Regions from separate parts of the Homo sapiens genome. Here region 2 is linked to region 1. Evidence: chromatin loops called from intact Hi-C (ENCODE). Cell type or tissue: heart left ventricle. All regions are shown on one strand. Each heading gives the region's core, and the rest is flanking DNA. Links, peaks and the distances in the headings are about the cores only.

What was found. A loop is a pair of places that touch in the nucleus more often than their neighbours do. Peaks named below come from ENCODE experiments on the same cell type or tissue, not always from the same donor. Only the 100,000 strongest peaks of a DNase experiment are listed, where the experiment ranks them.
Region 2: it touches region 1 in a loop (9-fold over the local background); 79 of 110 quality-filtered maps call a loop at or near these places.

Annotation. Positions count from the first base shown.
Region 1 is chr6:39,976,952-39,985,262 of GRCh38, forward strand. It overlaps LOC102723789 (a long non-coding RNA gene), which reads left to right. Exons shown (of 6, transcript XR_001744112.1): 6 at 3,141-3,390. Among named protein-coding and RNA genes, the nearest start is that of MOCS1, 47 kb to the left of the region's middle. In heart left ventricle, for the core only: CTCF peaks have their summits at 4,296 (motif pointing right) and 4,499; no DNase peak of the experiment used is centred there; H3K27ac peaks cover 900 bases.
Region 2 is chr6:40,305,159-40,313,469 of GRCh38, forward strand. No RefSeq gene overlaps it. Among named protein-coding and RNA genes, the nearest start is that of LINC00951, 47 kb to the right of the region's middle. RefSeq lists enhancers at 2,866-3,433, 3,434-4,000. In heart left ventricle, for the core only: a CTCF peak has its summit at 3,726 (motif pointing left); a DNase peak (open chromatin) is centred at 3,636; H3K27me3 peaks cover 2,984 bases.

The DNA of each region.
Region 1 (8,311 bases), core at 211-8,210:
GATGGAGCTTCGCTTTTGTTGCCCAGGCTGGAGTGTAGCTGGAGTTGCTCACTGCAACCTCTGCCTCCTGGGTTGAAGCGATTCTCCTGCCTCAGCCTCCTGAGTAGCTGGGATTATAGGCGCCCGCCATCATGCCCAGCTAATTTTTTGTATTTTTAGTAGAGACGGGGTTTCACCATGTTGGCCAGGCTGGCCTTGAACTCCTGACCTCAGGTGATCCACCCGTGTTAGCCTCTCAAACTGCTGGGATTACAGGCGTGAGCCACTGCACCTGGCCACCCCATGTTTATATTGTATGTTAAACTGCCTACTTAATAGCTTACTTGACTGTCTAAGAGACATCTCAAATGTGTCTAGGAAACAACTTCTAATTTCCTTGTCACTCTGCCAACCTACTCCTTTAATCCCCCATCTCTTAAGATGGCAACACTCTTCACTTTGGAGTCACTCTGGATTTGTCTCATGATTCCCTGTAACTCATGCCCGGTTCTTTCACAGATTCTGTGGGTTCTACCTACAGTCCGTGTCCTGCACCTGAGCCCTTCTCATCACTGCCACCCTCCTCGCATGAACCCCCACTTCTCCCCAGGATTTCTGCAACAGCACCTGCATTGGAGGCTCTTTTCTCTAGTGATCACATCACTCCTGCTGAAATATTCCCTCTCCAATGGCTTCCCATTACACTTAGAATTCAAATACAGCTCATGAGGCCCTATGTGCACCCATTCCCAGCTTTCCACTTCCTACCACTCCTCCTCTCGGTTAGTTCACACAGCCACACTGTCTTCCTACCTCAGGGCTTCTCCTCCTGGAGTTGTTTTGAGATGGAGTCTCTCTCTGTCACCCAGGCTGGAGTGCAGTGGCGTGAGCTCAGCTCACTGCAAGCTCCGCCTCCTGGGTTCATGCCATTCTCCTGCCTCAGCCTCCCGAGTAGCTGGGACTACAGGCACCCACCACCACGCCCGGCTATTTTTTTGTATTTTTAGTAGGGATGGGGTTTCCCTGTGTTAGCCAGGATGGTCTCGATCTCCTGACCTCGTGATCTGCCCGACTCGGCTTCCCAGAGTGCTGGGATTACAGGCCGCCTGGCCCTTGGAGTTTTCTTATTCAAGATATTCTCCTGGCTCACTCTTTTACTTCATTCAGGTCAAAGAGTTCTTCCCTGACCCCTCTTATTACTCTGCTTTGTTTTCATAGCTTTTATGACATTTTATTGCATTTTTTTACTATATATTTATTGTTTATATGAAAATTTTCTACACAGGCCCCAGAAGGAATTTTATTCCTCACTAATGTATCCTTAGCATCTAGAAGAGTGGCTGGGGCCCATGGCAGGTATTTAAAGAATATTTAAGGAATGGATGAAAAGCATGGGTTGCATTTAAACTGGGACTTGACAAGGTGGAAAGATCAAGGGCATCGGGGATATGAGGAAGTTGTTAAGAATATAGCTGGCCATGGATTCATAGGAAAATATGAAGGTAGGGAGGTAAGGAGGCTGAGTAAGCTGGGAGCTGGGAGATGGGTGGTGGTAGGGGTGGGTCAAGGAATCAATGAGTGGGTGTAGCAGAAGGAATGGGAGACAGGAACTTGTAGTAAAAGGGAGGCTGGAGTTGGATATTCTAGAGAAAAGAAGTATGAGTCAATTGAGTGATTATGAATTTTCTCAGAATGGTGACTACATTTTCCTCATCTATCTATCTTCTGTGGTCAGTATTGAGTTTGGCACATACCACTCAATAATTCATTGGTAAGCTGGGTGCTGTGGCTCATGCTCATAATCCCAGTACTTTGGGAGGCTGAGGCAGGTAGATTGCTTGAGCCCAGGAATTTGAGAGCTGCCTGGGCAACATTGCAAGACCCCGTCTCTGCAAACGAAAAAATTAGGCATGGTGGTGCATGCCTATGGTCCCAGCTACTAGGGAAGCTGAGGTGGAGGATCACTTAAGCCATGGAGGTCAGGCTTCAGTGAGCTGCAATCATGCCATTGCACTCCAGCCTGGGCAACAGAGTAAGACCTTGTCTCAAAAAAGTATTAGTCCATTGGTAAATGAAGAAACCCTATTTCCACCAGACTCTGGGGACACAGTTTTATTCTGGTTCCTTGTATTTCCCAAATGCTGCAATGAGAACATGTTATTCTTATGCCCTGTTCCTGTCACAGTCAATGCTTCCCCTCCATTCATTGCCACAGGGGACACCTCCCTTCCTCTTACAGGATCCTGGGCAATGCAAATCAGGCCACCTGAGGGAGATAGAAAACCTTGCCTGATGTTGCCCAAAAACTGGTGGCAGGATCAAGATGCGGCCACTTTATTGGTTATAATAGCAGGTTCAACTAGATTTCCTCAAATTCTCAATTTCTGATACTAAGATTTTAGACTTATTCTAAATGTCTCTGCAGGACTTATTTTTGAATTTGCACTTTCCAGTTTCTGCTATTTCTTTTCAACTACTAAATAGCTTCCTCCTTCATTGTTCCTAGAGTTTTGCATAGAAGATCCAGATTAACCCTCTAGGTATCTCCCCATAACCTTGACATTCTCTGTTCAGTTCTACTCAGCAAGCTCTTATTGCATGCCTACTCTGTGCTAGGGCCTGTGCTGGGTGCATGAAGTCTGCAACTTAGCAATGTTTAACACAGGCACCATGATGCAAGTAGAGAACTGAAATCCAGGCCTTCTTCTCTGTGGACCCGAGCCATTGCCTCCTCTCAGGCCAGCTCAAGTCTTGCCTCTGCAGAAGCCATTCAACTCCCTCTTTTTTTACGTTCTTTCCCAGGAGATGGGTGGAAAAGACAAGCCCAGCCTCTCAGAAAAACAGGGTGAAATCTTCAGCCAACAAGAGAATAAACATAATCTTTGGCAATCTTGCAAAATTCATGACCAAAAATAGACCCAAAGCAAAACAAACACATCCCTTTACTCTTTCACTCCTGACAATTAAAAGGAGACCAAATCAGTCTATTTCAATAATTTTGATTCCATATTACACGAAAGACAGGAAGTCATGTCCACCAAGTGACCTGAAAAATATGGACACTTTCTACTTTTTCATGGAGTTTTCACTGTATTCTTTTTGTTTCTATCTCTTTCTCCCTTCTGCCCACTCTTCCTTCCCCTCCCATCCTCCTCCCTCAGTTCTGTTCCAGGCTGAACATAGCATACAGCAAGTGGATGATGTCCAAGGCAATTCCTGGGTCTAGAAATCCATCAAGAATGATGCCTGGAGTCCAGATCAGAGGATCCTGAATCATCTGCCCTTTTCTCAAAGTGAGGAACAAAGCAGTGAGACTTGGCTCTCTAGTTGTTTTTCTCCTACCCAGCCTCAAACCTGGCCATGTCTCAGAATTAAGCACTGGAAAAGAGAAGAAGCACAACTCACTTTGGTGGAACTTCATCCAAAGTTGCAATAGAAATATTGTTCTTCTGACCCTAGGTTTGAAAAAAGTGGATAGAAGTTGGGGTATAGAAATAAGTAGAATTAGAAGTAGGGATGATTTTCTCCAATAGAAATATTTCATCAGCCTTTGGACTGTAGAGCAGAAAACTTTTGTCTTCATAGAACATTGAATATGTAAGAGAGCCAGTTGATGACAACTGCTGATAGTGAGGGGAGACGGTAGGGGCAGGGGGTGGGGATGATGTCCTGGTAATGGTAATAGCCAATACCCTTGACAATGACACTAGTAGCTCAGACACTAGAGGACATCTGGTGATGGTGGCCTTTTCAGCATAGATAACAATGTCCCCAGTATCTTACATGGGCTTTGGTATCTCATTAAGCAAGGAGCTGTAATATTTAGAGATGAATGCCAAAAGAACACATCATTCCAGTGAGTGAACATATAGTTGATAAAAAAATAAACATGGCATACATTACAGTCACCCAGATGACTGGAGTTGTCAACTGGCACTGACAATTTCTAAAATCACTAGGGAGGAATATGAGGGGGCTGAAGGCCACTCAAAATAGACAGTGAAAGATCCAGAGGAATGCCATGTTTGGACACTATTGCCATCCTATGTTTATACCAAGATGACGAACAGAGCCAGGAAGCACGGATGTACTGTTTTAGATGAAGGCCACAGAGGCTGATATGTGAGCACTGCTTGCAGGTTACAAAGCCTTATTCCCATGTAGGGAACTATGTTCATGTGCATGGCAGTGGAAGACTGGGGTCAAAGAGACAGTCACTGAGAGACCAAGCAGAGAATGGGACATTTCTGTCTTTTATAGAAGCTGTGCAGTGGGTGGCGGGGAAGAGGGGTGTTGATCCTGTGAGATGATTTCCAAAGGTTCCCACTAGGTGGAAGTGTTGGTTAGTACATGAGTCAGCAAAGGTTTCTCAATGAACCAATTTTTTTTTTTTTTTTTTTTTTTTTTTAAGGGCTGAATGGGAAATGCCACTGTCACAGATAAGAAGATGGGGGTGGGGAGTAAGGGGTAGGGTTGGTGGTCAGGGAGGCAGTAACTTGGTTCAAGATCACCAAGGAATAGCACTGTCCCATCCTCCCTTGCCTCAGACTTCTAAGGACAAGGCAATGAGCTCAGATTCTGCTTCCAGTTATTTTTAACTTCTAATCTCTACTTCTACCACTGAAAACAAGAAGTGCCAGTCTAAGACCTATTAGTTGTTTTGATGGAATAGAGAGGTTAAGGGTCTTAGACGGTAAACCCTGTGGCTCCCCATCGCCTGTGAGATAAAGTTGAAATGCCGTAACATGGCTTGTGAGACATTTTCCTGCTGCAGAATTTCCTTACTTTTACTAGTCTGTTACTTGAAGCTCCTTAAATTCTCCCATGATGCTTTTTGGGTTCTGAAAACCTATGCCTTTAATAGGTATTGCTTCTTTGGGAAGCATCACCTGACCTATTTATGGAGATTTGATCACCGTTGACTTTGTGGCATTCCTTTACCTAATCTGTACTGTGAAGGATTTAGGTCAGAGGTTGTATGATGGCCAGGGACCCAGAACCACCACACATCTTCTCTACTAAATCAGTCAGGACTCTGTTGCTTGTGACAGAAATCCAATTAAGTCTACCCTAGACAAAAAGGAAATGTTTTTGGCCTCAGGGAGGGCATGGGTACAGCTGGGAAAGACTGGATGAGTGACAGTTATATTTTCTGGAACATTCTCACCGATTTTTCTATTGCTTTGAATGTCAAATTCTTTCTTTCTTGTGAAAGACTGACTCTCTCTGGTGGGAGATGGGGTCCTGGCTGCTTTATGCTCATCTCTTACCAACTTCACTACAGGAAAGGTAAAGGCTCTTTACAACCAGAATTCAGTTTAACAAGGACTGACACTGGCAAAAGATGAGCATATGCTCAAAGCAGGGCCAATCATTACTGTTGCTCTGATTGGCTTATCTTGGGCCACTTGCCCACCCTATAGAGTGTGATTGACAATCTCACTCAAACTGCATGATTAAAGTCAGAATAGAGTTTTTCAAAAGGAAAGTGCTCTTACCAAAAGAAAAAGTTTTTCTTTTCACTGGGTAAAGAATAGTGGATGTCTAGTCTTCTGCTCCCCAAAGAGACATTTATAAAAAATGAAGTCAGAACTCAAAGTGTCTCTTTATTACTTGACAGATCAGTGTCTTAGTCCATTTTGTATTGCCATAAAAGAATACTATGGATTAGGTAACTAGGAAAAGAAACTCATTTCTTATAGTTCTAGAGGCTGGGAAGTCCAAGATTGAGGGTTTGCATTTGATGAGGGTCTCCTTGTTACATACCATGCCAGAAGGCATCACATGGAAAGAGAGGAAGAGAAGAGGGCAGAACTCATCATTTTATCAGAAACTCACTCTGATAATGGAATTAGTTTATTCATGAGGGAAAAGCCCTGAGGACCTAGTCACCTCTGTTTATACCCCACCTCCCAACACTGTTGCATTGGTGATTAAGTTTCCAACACATGAACTTTGAGGGATATATTCAAACCACAGCAGTCAGTGACATGTAACCTTCAATACAGAGCTCTGAATTAAACACAAGGCTGGGGTTTGAGGTTTTGGCACAGATTGCTACCTACCCTCCACACTCAAAGGCCATGGATTAGAAACCAAGATACTTAGCTAAAGAGAGCTGAGCTTCAAACTGCAAGCAGGAAGGAATTTGATGAAGACACTCAAATAATAAAGATCATGAAAAACTTCCTAGAGCTCTCATTCCAGTTGACAGAATGAGTGCGCTGAATCAGGACCCTCTTATAGGCCTAGTCCTTCATCAACTAGTAAATGAGACCCAACCAACATCTCAGCAATATCTTTAGATGCAACAGGTCTTCCTTGTGTGTTGAGTAGAAATTAAGATGGAGAGGGTTGGTTGGTGGGAGTGGTGGAAGTGTTTCCTCATCAACATTTACTTGCTTTGTGTTTTATCAGAACTGTGAGCTCAGGTTTATTGTCCTCACTCAAGGCTATAGTCAACCAGGAATGAGACCTGCTCCTTCACTTGGGCAAGTTCCTCCCTTCAAGGTAAACACTTAAGGCTGCTTCCTAGTACCACTGACTTTTATAAATTCCTGAGCCCAGAGAAATGGGCAGTTCTTCTGTTGGCTCTAGTCTAGAAGCTTCTGAAATGGATAAACCAACACATTTGGCCCAAGCTCATAGTCAGATATTGACCCCTCAATTTTATTTCTTAACTCAAATTGTTGCCTGCCATGGATAAACCTGGTTCACTAGAACAGTGGGTACCTAAAGTAGCACACATAGAATACTCAGTGTGAAAAATGTCCCAAACAAACCATATGAATCTTCTCCCTTTATTAAATTCTCTCAGATATTTAAGCTCCAGTAATGAACCCTTTATTTGTTGCCATGGAGAAAATAAAATCTCCCTTCCCTTGGGGAAATTAAAATCCTAGATAAATTAAAGGCCAAAAGTCACTGTAATTTTCTTATTTTGCTCAACCTAAGCTAGGGACAGTCTCACTGTGTTGAGTCTGCTTACTCCCCTAGCCCTAGCCCCACTCCTCATCTTTCTCAGATCATTTCCTGCACCTCTCTGCCCAGGAAGCTGGTGCCTGCGAAGTGCATCCTGGAACCCCCTTCCTAGCTGGCTTTTCTCTCAACAGGTTCAGCCAGTAAGAGACACTGATAGGAGATTGACAGGTGGGAAAAGAAGATGAACTATTTCTTCCAGCTTCCTTCCTGCTTTGGGCCACATTTCTGGCAGTGGCTCTGAACTTGAATAAGCATAGATCTGTTCAGCAGCCCCTATTCCTCAGTTCTAGCTCTGATGAGCTAAGATAACCCTATTTCCTCTTATGATTCAAGGGATTACCAGGTTCCTACAGATGCTAGCCTTGGGTGCCTCAACAACCTGGTTGATTCTCTTAATCCTGCCCACACCTCTGAAAATCCTTCCATTAAGTCCTCTTCCTTTGAACCATATGAGTTGCATTCTCTTTCCTGCCATGAGCTTGACTTAATACTCCCTATGTACCTGGCACCAGGAAGCCTTGGAAGAGGGGGCCCTTCTCCAATGGCAGCATCCTGGGATGTCTTCCACTGGAGGGGATGGAATTATTTTAGCACTTTCACTGTTAAATTCCAACCTTGAGTCTCATCTGTTCCACTTTTCCTAAGGGTAGTCTTCCAAATAAATGGTAGATAGAACCTATGGATGTCATAGCACCAGTTCTAGACCTATACCATCTAGGTACAACCATAGCATTTCCTAAACAAGCATAATGTTTCCAGAACACAGCATATATTGCTGTCTCTAGCCTCACATTGCTGTTGCCAGCTACAGACACTAACACAGATGCAGGGCTCTCTGGGCGAATTGAAGTAGACAAAGCAAAAGAAGAGAAAGTCTGGATCTGGGCTTCACTTTTATAGGATGCCAGTTGTGGTCTTTAATAATGCTGTTCACCAATATTCACCTTCTTCACTCCAGGCACATATTAAAAAAAAACACCTATTTCCTGGTTCCTGGTTGGTTTGGCTCATATAACTCATGAAGTCCAAAATGATGAGCAGAAATGACCGGAAAAAATGTCTATTTGGGATAGAGGATTTAGTTTTTGGTGGGAGGCTCTCCAGAGTGTTCTTTATGGGCATTATGACCTGGCAAGTTCAGGTGGATGCTTCACCAGCCTGAGTGGTAATGAGCAGAACACTCAGGCCAACCCCTTATGGACATGAAGCATGAGAAAGAAATAAACCTTTGAGCCACCAAAATTTGGGGGTTGTGTTACTACAGTACAATCTAGCCTATCCTGATATAAAATATTTTTTAACATAGCAGAAGTCCAGTAACCTCATTGACCTTTACCATTTGCTTCTCTTA
Region 2 (8,311 bases), core at 207-8,206, 330 kb after region 1:
AGGAGAAGTACAGGTCTAGGGTGGGGAAATCAAGATTTCTGCTTTGGGACATGCTAAGTCTGAGATGTCATTGGACATCCAAGCAATGATGGCAAGTGGATGGTTCTATATTGGAATCTGGAGACCACTGAAGAAGCCAGGGCTAGAGATATAAATTTGGGGAGCAGCAGCAGGTAGGGGGTTGTTAAAATCATTGAATCAAAGGAAGGTACAGGTAGGGAAGAATAGAGGGTCTCGGAACTGCACCCAGCATTGGAGGAAGGGCCAAGGTGGAGGCTCCAGCAAAGGACAGTGAAAAGACGCTGAAGTCAAGCTGAGAGAAGAGAAGCTGCACGCAGATAAAGCTGCATGCAGATAAAGACTCAGATAAAACATTTATACTATATTTAACAAAATATTGACATTTGTAATGTAGGGTTTTTATAAATAATTATAAAGGCAAGTCTATAGAAAATAAGTGAAGAATATGAACAGGCAATTTATAGAAAAATAAAAAGGCTAATGTTTCAGCCAAGACCCAGGCAGAACACAGAATTTACACCCTGATGGTTCAAATGATGGCAATTAAATAAAGCATCAGCTTGTAAAGAAATGCACAGAGTTAAAGGAATAGGCAAGGGATGATGAAGTGCCCAAGGCTGGCAGCAGCAGGAAGCTGTTACCTCTCCTATGGCTAAAGAGGCAGAAGGGGCTAAAGAGGTAGAAGTTGAAAGAGGGGCCACCCCATGGGAGCTGTAGTTTTAGAACAATGCCAATACCAGAGGCATGGGGCTGGAGCAGGAAAAGAACACCTTGACCTCTCTCTTCTCTCCTCCCACCCTTCAACCTCCTGTCCCCCAGCATTCCAGGAATCTATTTCATAGACAAACACACATACATACAAAATATCAGCAGAAAAATCTTCACACTAGCATTGTTTAGAATGGAAAAAACTGGGAACAATATTAACATCTATCAATAATATTGATGATGATGTTGATAAAGATTATGAAAGCCAATAGGTATATGATGTGTGTGCATGTATGTGTGTGCATGTGCACTTACTATATGTCAGGCTTAATTCTAAGCAATTTCCATGCATCATCTTGTTTAACAATAATCCTATGTGGCAGGTACTATTATTTTAGTTTACATTGAGTAAATCAAACATCAATAAGGTTCTAGTGAAATCATGGTATGGGCATACTATGGAACACTGTGCAGCCATTTAAAAAAGGAAATAGGTCCAGATATATGAATCTGGAAAGAAACACATTGTTAAGAAAAAAGTCGCAGAAGTATTTGTATAGTGTGATTCCTTTTATATTTTTAAAATAGCAACTCTGTGTGTATTTCTATGTGTACAGAAAAGATCTGGAAGGATACACTCAACAAATAATGGTGGTCACTTAAGCAGAGAGGGTTGGACCAATGGGAGTTGAAGAGGAGTGGCATTTTTATTTTACATATAATCAGTATATACTGACATATTACTTATGGATGAAAAAATAAAAGGATCAACTGAAGAAGTAAAAGAAAACAGAGGACAAGAACAAGTCCCACTGTTGAAACTGGGATTTCAACCAAGCAGGCTCCTGTCCCAGTACTGCTGCATTTTAGCTGTAAGTTCCTGGGTAAACACATTGCTTCTCCAAGCTCGGTTTCTCCATCCATGAAAGGCGAATATTAATCATGGTACCCACCTCCTCAAGCTGGCATGAGATGCACATGAGAGACGTGTGAGAGAGTGTACATGAGTCATGCAGCCTGGTGAAGAACGCCCTACAGACGCTCAACAGGGCATGCTCAGCATGTGCTGTGCTTCCAGCCCCTGGGAGGCTTGAGGAAAGTGAAGGTGGCAAGTGGAGAGGGGATGGAGGGCCCACTTCTGTGATTCTGTGGCCAGGACTCTAGTCCCTAGAGTTTACAGGGCACTTTCTTCCCTGCTCACACAGAGCTCAAAACCCAGCACTCGGGGTTGACTCCACCTGCATGCAGCCAGCACATCCTCTCTGTTTGGCAGGAAGCAAATCATGTTCAGTGGCTCTGCAGCCACATCCCCTAATCCGAACTGGGAATGGAGGCCACAGTCATTCAGTAGAAAAGTGAGTTAGAGAATCACACACGTACGCCTCTTTGACCTTCTAGGAATTAATACCAATGTTTTATAAAGTGTTGCCAAGCCACTTTGAGGGCCTTTTAAAGTAAAGCTCATTTGCAATTCACACATTGAGGTTGATATGGAACTAAGTGGTGCCAAGAGAAAGAGTTGTGTCTACACACTCCCCAATAAGCTTCTTCAGAGGGTTATCTCCACCTAATGCTCACTGACATGGAACTAAGCTTTACAGCCCCAAGAACTGTATTGGTGAAACAAAAGTCTGGAAAGATAAATACCAAACTTATACCAGTAGTTAACTCTAGGGTGTGTGTGTGTGTGTGTGTCTGTGTGTTTATGAGGGGGTGAGACATTCCTATTTTCCTTCCAGTATTGATACAGTGCTTGGCTCTGTTGTGATGAAGATTGTTTTCAGATATTTTACGTGAAAAAAATTAATAAAATAAGAAAAAAGAAAGGCACCAAATGGGATTGTTCTGTGGAATACACAATATTATAGACGTATGAAGAAGGACCTGCACTTCCTACACATGAAAGTAGTTACGATTTATAGAGCCCTGATTTGGTCCCAGGTGCTGTGTTACAAGTGCTAAGCTACTGAGTCATGCAGATGACTCCACAAGGTAAGCATTATTCACCCCATTTGCAGAAGAGGAAAGTCGGGGCAGGGGTAGAACCACACCCTAAGTCATCAGTGCATGCATTCGCAGATTAGTGTGAAATCACAGAGCAATGAGAAATGGATTTCCTCCTCCCGGACAGAGTCAAAGAACCTCACCAGGAGGCTCTCCCTCCCTCCCTACCTAAGAGTCTTCAGAGAAAACCTTACAGCATCTGTTCACATGATATCAAGGAGCAAAACGCCAGCGAAATTAGAAACCCCACCATTCCGCCTTGCTGGAAGGAGCCAGGGAAGATAATCAATCTTCAAGATGAGGCTGCGAAGCAGAGCAAGCCAGGCTTGGCCCTTTTCAGAAAAGACCCCAAACAGGGGGTCTGGGCTGTTATCTCCTGGACGCTGGTCCTGTAGCCAGCTTCCAGGGGATAACAGGGGCGGCAGCCCGAGAGGGTCCCCTTCTCTCCAGAGGGGGCAGGCAGCAGGCTCACAGCTGCCCTCTCCCAACATTAAGACAAATTTATAGGAGTGCCAGCAAGGCGTAAAACACACGAAGATAGGCTGTTCCTCACTCCAGCCTGGCTATTCAACCCCCTCACTCCTTCTCCAATTCTGCTTCCTCACCTGCTTCCCGTAGCTGAAGGCAGAAGAATGCCTTAAAGACCCTTCAGTCACCGACAGAACAAGCCTGGCCTGGAGCCGCTCTCTTGGTGGCCACGCCCACCGCAGCCCCAGGACCCCTGGACCCTGTGCAGGGGGCTGTGTGCCCTTCCCTGGCTCGGCTTCTCCAGATGTTCCTTGTGGCTCTCCCTCCCCTTCCTCGCACCTCACTGGTGGCAAAGAGCCAAAGCCCCCGCACACAGTCAAGCTGGCAACCCAACTACATGGGATTCCTATGGCTGCAGATGGCCTGAGACGACTCTCAACCTTGACAGGATCTAGGGCTGGGGGCTTGAGATAGTCAACCAACGCCCAGCCCCTGGACGGGGTTAGAGTCACTCCTCCACCTCGTGGTCATTGTTGGAACTACACCCTGGGAAAGCCTGTCCTGAGAGGCACTTACTCCAAGGGATGATGGAGGAGGTTTGATGATGATGGTGATGGTGATGATGTGATGATAATGGTGATGATGTGATGATAATGATGATGGGTCATGAGTGTAATCACTTACCTCTTGCCACTTTCTGCTCACATCACCTCCTCAAAAGGGCTTTTCCCTGACCACCCTGTGTAAAATAGCACCACCACTCTCCTTAACCCTGCCTTATTTTTTGTAGCACTTATCATCTAAAATATTATTAGTTTGCTTATTTGTTGTTCGTGTAAGCTCCAGGAAAGCAGGAGCTGTGTTTTTTTTCACTGATGTATCCTGTGTAGCTAGGATTACCTCACAGTTAGCAAGTGTTCAATAAATATTTGTGAAGTGAAGGGGTTGGTAAATGACTCCTCAATCTCTCCCTGTGCCCAGCAGTCCTCCCAGCTCCTGGCAAGGCCACAGATCCCTCTCCCGCAGACTGAGTTTGCCTGTAATACTGGGAACAATCCCCATGCTCGTCTGGGAGATGTAAGGACCCTGTGTTAGTCTGTTTTGCATTACTAAAGGAACACCTGAAGCTTGGTAATTTATAAATAAAGGAGATTTATTTAGCTCATGGTTCTGCAGGCTGTACAAGAATGGCACAGGCATCTGCTCAGCTTCTGGTGAGGTCTCAGGAAGCTTTTACTCATGGCAGAAGGCAAAGGAGGAGCAGGTGTGTCACATGGAGAGAGAGGGAGCAAGACAGAGGGGAGGAGGTGCCAGCCTCCTTTTGACAACCAGCTCTTGGAGTGAACTAATAAAGTGGGAACTCATTCATTACTGCAAGGATGACACCAAGCCATTCATAATGGATCCTCCCCTATGACCCAAACACCTCCCACTAGGTCCCATCACTTTTCAACATGAGATTTGGAGGGGACACACATCCAAACTATATCAGACTCCAGGTCTCAAATCTGCTGGTTTGGCCCCCACCGGCCTGTGGTGGTCTTGCCCTTGGTGGTCAAGACCCTGCCCTTGGTCCTCGCCTTTAGCATCTGCATCCCATGGTGTCATTCCTTGCATCTGCGTCCTCCCTGCCTCATCCCAGTGTCCATGCATGTTGCCCTCCCACTGATTGCCAGGCCCTGGGCTGGGTGTTTTGTGTTCACTACCTCTGATCTTCATGGCACCCTGCAAGGTGGGCATTGATTATCCTCATTTTTAGATGAGAAATGAGTTCAGAGAGATGGCACAACTTTGCACATGTGATTTATGCCACCCCTGTGTTTTCCAGAGATGGTCCCAATGATGCTAATGGGTGAAACAAATAAAGAAAAATACACATAAAATAAAGTTTCCATGGTGAGAAATTTCAGAAAACACTGGGTTCAGCAAAGCAGAATTTTTTCTATCAGGACTTCTTAGACTCTTTAAAATGACCATGTGCATGGCAGCCCCCAGTGGGGAGGGGTATATGCAGGGCACAACATTTCCCAAACCTATCTGAATTTGGAACCACTTATCCAAGGAGCATCTCACAGGACATGGCTTGGATAACAAATGCAAAATCGGTTTCAATCCTCCTGGTCAGGAATTAAGATCAGTGGATCAAGATCGGTTTCAATCCTCCTGGTCAGGAATCAAGATCAGTGGATCAAGATTTGTTTCAATTCTCCTGGTCAGGAGTCAAGATCAGCGGATCAAGATCGATTTCAATCCTTCTGGTCAGGAATCAAGATCAGTGCATCAAGATTGGTTTCAATCCTTCTGGTCAGGAATCAAGATCAGTGGATCCAGATTGGTTTCAATCCTCCTGGTCAGGAGTCAAGATCAGTGGATCAAGATTTGTTTCAATCCTCCTGGTCAGGAGTCAAGATCAGCGGATCAAGATCGATTTCAATCCTTCTGGTCAGGAATCAAGATCAGTGCATCAAGATTGGTTTCAATCCTTCTGGTCAGGAATGCCAGGGGTGTAAGTGGGTGAAAGTCAGGCCACTCCTGCGTGTATCTTATTTGATCTCCGCAACAGCTCCATGAAGAAGGAATCCTTATCCTCACTTTCCAGATGGGGAAGCTGAGGCTCAGGAAACTAAAGTAATTTTTCTATGTTGCCCGTAAATATTTGAAGCTAGTGGAGTGTGACTATTCACCGGGTGCTCTTGAATGATGGCGAGAGGGAAAAGGATTAAGACAGTTCACCGGGAACCAGGAGACATGGTAGTAGACATGGGATCTACATGAAAGGAGTTCAGGGAGGAGGATGTGACTGTGTCCAGTCTCAGGGAGTCACCCCAGCCCTGACACACGATGACTGCCACCATAACTTCCACGCTCCTCGGTCCAAGTTCTCAGGATGCTCCTGCAGTTTTAATTAAACGCTGTGTATGGTGGCTCATTAAGGAGAAAACAGTTGTTCTGTATCTAAGTAGCCTCAGGTCTCTTCACCACTTTTACTGCTCAAACAACATCGCAGATAATTTTATAGTGTTTGGACTTGGTATTGCCTCTAAGCCTGGCAGGACCTCCAGGCCAGAGCTGTGTGGCAAATCACTCTGCTCCAAGGACACCGCCCTCATTTCAACAAGGATTCCTGGTCAGGCCCTACCTCCTTTCTCTCTTCAGACCCCCTCCCACCCCAGGGAGGGGCTCCGCCTGCCCTAATGTTGGTGCCAGGATCCATGATGATGGGAGGTAGGCAGGCTTTGGAGGGGTTAGACTGTGTGTACCAGTTCCCACGACTGGAAGGTTGTCTCGCTTCTGAGCTCTGATACACCATTTGGCAACTTGGTCCCTTATTAGGTTATTTCATAGGAAAGGATTAGGAGCCTATTAACAATATTAGTTTACCCTCCCACAGCCCTTGCCACAAGCCAGGCATTGTTCTGAGCTCTTTACCTATAGTAACTTGCCAAATTCTTACAATAACTCTATAGGATAGGTATGGTTGTTATCGCATTTAATAGATGGGGTAACTGAGGCAAAGAGAGTTTTAAGTTTCTTGCCCAAGATTATAAACTATTAATTGGTGAAGCCAGGATTCAAACACAGGCTCTCTGGCCCTGAGTCTCTGGTCTTGACCACTGTGTTATACCATCTGCTAAAAACCCGACTTTCAGCCTTGGCCTTGCTCTTCGTCAGCTCCCCTGAGTAGGGACTGTAATTCTGCCACTGATTCCCAGCTCAGGGATGACAGCTTGATTGACTACTTATCTAGGTCTCCAACCATCACTTGATCCTGGATTGGCATCACCTTTAGCAAATTGTGTTTTCCAAAGATGGTACAGCAAGATCTTTAGAACGTTCACACTCCCTCTCTGAATCTGGACAGATCTTTGTGACTGCCTTTCCCAGAAAATGTAGCCAGAGTGACAAAATGTAGCTTCTGACGCTAATACAAGTGTCATGCACTCCTGCCTTTCTCTTTGGGAACTTGGCCGCTATGTTGTGAGGAAGCCCAGTTAGCCTTTGGAGAGACCCATGTGGAGATAAACTGAGGGCCCATCAAGTTCCAAGCTGACAGCCAGCAATGACTTGGCAGTCAAGTGAGTCACTTTGAACGTGATCTTCCAGCCCCAAGTTGAGTCACTCAGCTAATGCTATGTAAAGCAGAGGCAAGCTGTCCCCACCAACTCCTGCCCAAACTGCAGATTCCTGAACAAAATAAATGATTATTGTTGTTTTAAGCCCCTATGATTTGGGGTGGCTTCTCACATAGCAGTAGATAAGCAGAACACCAGCTGTGTCTGCTGGTGTGATTCTGGGTCATCTTCTCTGACATACCCTTATTTTATTGCTGGGCTCTATCTGCCAGGCCAGACCTCTCCCAACTTCTCTGTCCCCACAATACCTGCCCCTCGCTGATACAGAAAGAAGAATGGCTGGTGCTTTTCCATCTGCCCATCTCCCTGCATGTCACAAGGCGCTGCTGGCCTGGGCCCAGCTGCCAGCCATCCTCCCAGCAACACTCAGCCTCCAGACTGACTCTGAATTCCAGGGACCAGTTTCCTAGGCAGTGGGGCCAATTCCAAGCTATCTTCCAGCTCACATATTTTTGCTTCACCAAGAAAGCTATTATTTCTCCTTTTCATTGAGTGTATTACATCAATTATTTTTTGTTATAAAACTTATAGTTAGTTCTTTTGCAAATTATCCAGTCCATTTTTATTGTTTTTCATAGATCTGACACACTTTGAGTCCCCTTTTAATTTTAAAACATATAAAACATACTACTTTCATACTACTTTCGGTGTGATGGTTAAATTTATGCATCAACTTGACTGGGTTAAGGGCTGCCCAGATAGCGGGTAAACATTCTTTCTTTCTGTGTCTGTGAGGGTGTTTCCAGAATAGATTAGCCCTTGAATCTATAGACGGAGTAAAGAAGATCTGCCCTCACCATTTTGCAGGGGCATCATTTAATCCATTGAAGGCCCAAAATAGAACAAAAAGGTGGAGGAAAGGCAAACTCCCCCCAGGCTACCCCTGCTTCATGAGCTGAGACATCCATCTTCTGCTCATGGACATTGGAGCTCCTGGTTCTGCTTCTTTAGACTCAAGGACTAACACCCGTCCTCCC